Regions from separate parts of the Homo sapiens genome. Here region 2 is linked to region 1. A link is a loop called in an ENCODE intact Hi-C map of the cell type or tissue named here. Cell type or tissue: heart left ventricle. All regions are shown on one strand. Each heading gives the region's core, and the rest is flanking DNA. Links, peaks and the distances in the headings are about the cores only.

Region 1 (2,915 bases), core at 224-2,723:
GCCTAATTCTCCTTTCCTACATCCACAGCAAATGCTCCTGCCTTGGATTATTTTAGGACTGTGATTCCTCTCCTGGAGCATGATGCCAATCAGACTTGTGTAATTATTTAGTATATGATTTGCTCTTTTATTGGATTAGAGGCTTCTTTAGGGCAGGGATTATATTGGACTAATTTCTCTTTCATGTGAAGAACCAAGCATAGGACCTAGCTCATGCTTAGTACTCAGTGGCTAGGTACTAAATGGTTATAACTATTAACTTAATTGTTATAATAGTTAATTGTTGTAATAGTTAAGACTGTAACTACCAATGACCACATGCTCATGATCTGCCTTGTACCATGCTAAGTGCTTTACATACATTATCTGCCAGCCTTACATCAGTTCTGTAAGGAAAGCATTACTATCCTCTTAAAGAGGAGAACTGGAGGCTTAAAGAGATTAGTGACTTGGTCAAGGTCGTAGAGCAAGGAAAAGGTAGAGTTGGAGTTTTAATTCAGTCTCCATCCGAATGAAGAGATGTGTGGGTGGCCATGTGAAACACATACGGAGCATCACTGCATTTGCGCAATTTCCACCTCAAATCTGAACCTGGTCATGCAAGCCTGAAGACAGCTGGCTTCCCCGAGACAGCCTAGCCCAGCATCATAATGTGGGCTGCTGTCAGTTAGACCCAGTCTGGGGCTGCCAAATTAATGAGCCCCTAGACTATCCAAGATGATCTGCACAGTGGCTTCTGTTCTTTCCCTGGCTTCATCTTTATAGCTGTCCTCAGTGAGATGAGCACTGAAGAAGAATTAAATAAGGCCATGAGCACATCAACAATGAGAATGGTCAATATCACCTATGCTGAGGCTTTACCTGGGGCCAGAGGCCAGGATTTGTCCAGAAAATTTGTACCTTTAGGGTGCCAGCAAGGTGGAGAACTTGTCCTTGTCTGCACCCTATTTCATCTGACTTGCTCTAAACCCTTCATCAGAACCTGAACCAGAGCTGAGGTTCACATGGATAATCTCTCCCTTGAGGCAGAGTTAACTCTCTTCGGCCTACAGACAGCAAAGGAGAATGATATTCAATGGAAAAATTCAATGTTCTCAGGCTACTCAAAACTTCCTGTTAAAAAAGAAAAAAACTATGCAAAAAAAACTTCCTGTGATTTGTCTATGATTTCTTATTTTAAGGATGAAAAAAATAAAACCCAGGGAGAGTAAGCACTTCCCCAAAGTCACCAGCAATCTCCTGCTAGAGCCAGGCTACTGCTGAGGTCTCCTGGCTCCCTGCCCAGAGCTCTAGTCACCATAACACACTTGCTTAGCTTTAAACTCAATTTGCTTATTTGAGGCAAAACTAAAAGAAGACACAATTTCTTTTTGTTGTTATTGTTTTTGAGACACAGTCTTGCTCTGTTGCCCAGGCTGGAGTGCAGTGGCACGATCTTGGCTCCCTGCAACCTCTCTCTCCTGGGTTCAAGCAATTCTCCTGTCTCAGCCCCTCGAGTAGCTGGAGTTACAGGCATGCGCCACCACACCCAGCTAATTTTTGTATTTTTTTTTTTAGTAGAGATGAGGTTTCGCCATGTTGGTCAGACTGGTCTTGAGCTCCTGACCTCAGGTGATCTGCCCACCTTGGCCTTCCAAAGTGCTGGGATTACAGGCATGAGCCACCGTGCCCAGCCAGAAGGCACAATTTCAAAGTCTCTGAATATATTTGAGCATTTCCATAGACAGATGGCTCCTCCAGCCTCTCCCTTTGCATTACGAGTTTGAGGCTGCTTGGTGGAATGAAGAAAGGATTGACTTTGAAGCCGGCTGGGCCCTTTCAAAGCCTTGGGCTTTGACTCTTGGCAAAATCACTTTCTCTCTCTAGCCCTAGGACTGTTGTCTGTAAAATGGTACCATTACCTGCCTGGCAGGGCTGTTGTGTTCCTGCTTATTTTTGGAGCTCAATTCTAATGTCACTTTCAGTGTTCCCTGACCTTCTATCTAAAGTGGTCTCTCTAGAGGACTTCTGATTTCAATTCTGATATATGAAAAGGTTAGAAGCGCTCTCATCCTTACAAGAAAAATACGGGAAACTGGAAAATCAATGACTTTCTCTGGATCTATCAGAAAACTGGGTTTGGAGGCCAAATCTCCATCTGGGTTCTGGAGAGAAAGGCTCTTCCAAGAAGTCCAGCTGAGATCTCCTTACCTGGAGCAGAAGCCAGCTCAGTGATGCCTCAGAACGGATGGTCCGAACTTACAATGGTTCAACTTACAATTTTTTGATTTTATAATGGTGTGAAAATGACACACATTCAGTAGAAACCATACTTTGAATTTTGATCTTTTCTAGGGCCAGTGATATGTGGCACAATGCTCTCTTGCAGTGCTGGGCTAATGTAAGTGTTCTGAACATACTTAAAGTAGTGTAGGCTAAGTTGTGATGTTTGGTAGATTAGATGTATAAAATACATCTTCAACTTACGATATTTTCAACTGATGATGGGTTTATTGGGACATAACGGCATCATGAGTCCAGAAGCATCTGTAGTAATTCTGATGAATTACTGCAGGTAGTGTGTGGATTAGTGTGAGAAGGACAAACATCTACAGCTGCAGTCTTAGTGGTGGCCCCCACACTTTTTTTTTTTCCTCTGAGACGGAGTCTTGCTCTGTCACCCAGGCTGGAGTGCAGTGGCGCGATCTCGGCTCACTGCAAGCTCCGCCTCCCGGGTTCACGCCATTCTCCTGCCTCAGCCTCCTGAGTAGCTGGGACTACAGGCGCCTGCCACCAGACCCAGCTAATTCTTTGTATTTTTAGTAGAGACGGAGTTTCACCATGTTAGCCAGGATGGTCTCGATCTCCTGACCTCGTGATCGCCCCGCCTCGGCCTCCCAAAGTGCTGGGATTACAGGCATGAGCCACCGCGCCCG
Region 2 (2,915 bases), core at 89-2,588, 210 kb before region 1:
GTCACTCCTTATGTTACAAGACTCCAAGACACCCCTCTCTCTGGCCTTCCACTTTTTGTGTTCCTCAAGGAAGGGCCTTGTGTCTGCCAAGTGGCCCTGAGAAGACATCCGTATGTTGCGGCTTCTAAAACTCAAAAGGGAGGTCTGTAAGTTCCAGACCCTAAGAACACCATGATACCAGCCTTGTATTGTGACGAAAGGCTCCAACAAGGTCAGGATGCCCCGGGATGGGCTTTGCAGACATTTGACTGCAAACTAAAAACTAGAAGCTCGTGCCCTACAAGGACCGTGACTTTTGGAAGATTACAGCCCCTGAGAGACAGTGACATTCAGTGACAGACAGGCAGGCAGGCTACAGAAGGAAATCGTATGCAGACTAGGGAGCCGGGTTTTTGGAATTCAGACAGGTGGGGCCTTGAGCCATTTGTCACACAAAGATTAAACCCATTCTCCTAAAGCCCAGCTCTAATCTTACCATTCTCTTCCTCAAAAGCCTTCAGTGGCTCCCACTGCACACAGAAAATACAAACACCTTGGCCTGCCAGGTAAGGCCCTGAGAAGTGCCCTGCCTACTTTCCTTACTTTCTCAGCTCAGTGGGCTCCTTCCCCAGCACACACACACACACACACACACACACACACATGCCACTCTGCACTGTAGCTCCACCACGCTCCCACCAAGCTACAAACCTGCCTCTGTGCAGCTGTGTTCACCAACTCAGACCAACCGGGTCAGCTCAGAAATCTCAGGCCCACCCTACTCCCCTGCCCAGACAGAAAAAGCTCAGTGTCCTGTAGAATTCAGATGATCCGGTTACATCCTGCAGAGAAACTCCATGCTTCAAAGCAACATTAATTTGTAGTAATCCCTTGGGTGAATAGAACAATGTCCCTGAAAATTAATGAACCATCCTATAATATGGGGAAAGAAATCAGTAAAGATTTGAATTGTATGTGAAAGTGCATGTGTTTAAATTCTGCTCCGTGTGATCTTGGGCAACCTGAATTACCTTATCTACACCTTCTTTCCTTGTCCATAAAGTGGGGGCCTGACTGGGTTGCTCTGAGATGTAAATGGGACAGTACATGGCGGGCTTGGAAAGCCCTGGCATGGGCTAGGTTTATTAAATATTATCTGTTATTGTCGTGTTTACTGTGAGATAAAGAAGCTGAAATGGCACCTTTAGAAAGGGTCCATCCCTGAGTGGAGGTGGGGAAGTGATGTGGGAGCAGAGGAGATGTGTGGAGTCAGGGTCTCTTGTCAGAGAATGGAAAAAACAAGTGTGAGCAGGAAAAGCCTCTGACCCCTAGGGAGGGAAAACAGGCAGCCGAGATGCTGAAGGGTATCACACAGGCCTTTTGTGACTCGGCCTGCTGGAGCCATGGTCCCTTGGTGGAAGAATGGGTTTGGCACTCAAGACGAGGTAAGCAAAGTTCGACAACAGCTAAACTTGGGCCAAGGGAAAGGGCTCTCTCAACCCTTATCCAAGGCTTCTGAGGTCGGCAGCCAACCACCCTTGTGGTCCTGAAGCCTGCGGGCAACGCCTGATGGCTGCCAACAGTGACCCCCTGTGGCCTCCAGGAGCCACTGCAGGAGTTCCTTAAGACCAGAGCACTTCACACCCATGTGAATGTTGTAATGACTCAGCTTTGGGGAACCATAAAGCCCCCAGGGATTCCTGAGCTAATTCAAGAGGAGAGAGGACCCTAAGCAGGACACTAATCGGCCACATGGGAGCTCAGGCTAGCATTATTCTGAGTTATAACACCAAAAATATGTGGCACCTAGAGTTCAAGGAGAGTTTCAAGTCAGTTATGTCCAAGGAGAAACTGCACGATGTCCCATCCCATCAAGGGATAGAGAAAGCCCTTCTTCTGTCTTCTCCTTCAGCTGTCCTCCCAGCCCAAAATTCTGCTGTGCCCACTCCACTCCCAGCCCAGACTCTACCCCCACTAGCCCCTTCCGGCTCTACCTGTCTCAAGCCTACAGCATTTTAGTATCACTGACCCCGACTCTGGTGCGCACTCCTTTTTAAGAAGAAAGGAAATGGAACCCATATCACTGGACCCTGACCTGGGCCTGAGCCCACGTTTCCCACTCCGCTCTGTCAAAAACCTGGCAAGAAGTGAGACAACCAGTGTGCAGATTGTTGGTTAAAGGCCACAACCAGAATGACACAGGTCAAGGAGCCACAGGTGAACACAAGTCCCTCTGACAACTCCAAAGTCCTGCTTACATTTCTAACCTAGTAACAGTAGCAATGATAAATGTCCAGTTTTTACAAATAATATCATTTCTCAAGTCAGGCTAGCTCATCTCTAAATCTCTGGGCAACTAGATGTTATCTAACTCCACACTCCTACAAGTTCACAGTTGAAAAACTATGAAATGAATTTCTGTGCCTGATGTATTCAGAGAGTCTCAGAAGCCAGAGCTCTGCTGAATAACTGACTGAATTCTCTGTTGAACTGAATAACTAATGGTATTCAAGTGATACTAAATGGGATAATTTCCCTTTTTTCTAACTTGGAAAATTTAATTTGGGTGTTTTATCAAAAACTGCTGCTCCCCCATAGATTAATGGCCCACTATATCTTTCATATTAAATTAATTGAGTGCAGAATGGTTTTGTTGAATGTGAATGACAGGCTCTGGAGTTTAACTCATCATTCTTTAAGAAAGGCTAAGATGAGGAACTAAAACCACAGGGCCTGAATGATCACATCTTTTCTGTTTTCAGAGGCTTTCCCATTTTCAGTTGCCACACCGTACATTAATGAGCAATCAAGCAGCTCCTGGGCCAGACGATTTCCATTCTCCATCCCTAATGAGAAACCAGCCCTGCTCTTAACTTTCCGTCCCATTGTGTAGCTAAAAAAGAAGAGCACTTCATGAACACAGACCTTTACAACTT

The links. Peaks named below come from ENCODE experiments on the same cell type or tissue, not always from the same donor. Only the 100,000 strongest peaks of a DNase experiment are listed, where the experiment ranks them.
Region 2: it touches region 1 in a loop (2.9-fold over the local background); 14 of 110 quality-filtered maps call a loop at or near these places.

What each region holds. Positions count from the first base shown.
Region 1 is chr10:80,386,827-80,389,741 of GRCh38, reverse strand. No RefSeq gene overlaps it. Among named protein-coding and RNA genes, the nearest start is that of PRXL2A, 20 kb to the left of the region's middle. In heart left ventricle, for the core only: no CTCF peak of the experiment used is centred there; a DNase peak (open chromatin) is centred at 1,271; H3K27ac peaks cover 1,451 bases.
Region 2 is chr10:80,598,250-80,601,164 of GRCh38, reverse strand. The region is part of intron 4 of SH2D4B (SH2 domain containing 4B); the gene reads right to left. Among named protein-coding and RNA genes, the nearest start is that of LINC02655, 50 kb to the left of the region's middle. In heart left ventricle, for the core only: a CTCF peak has its summit at 1,580; a DNase peak (open chromatin) is centred at 1,544.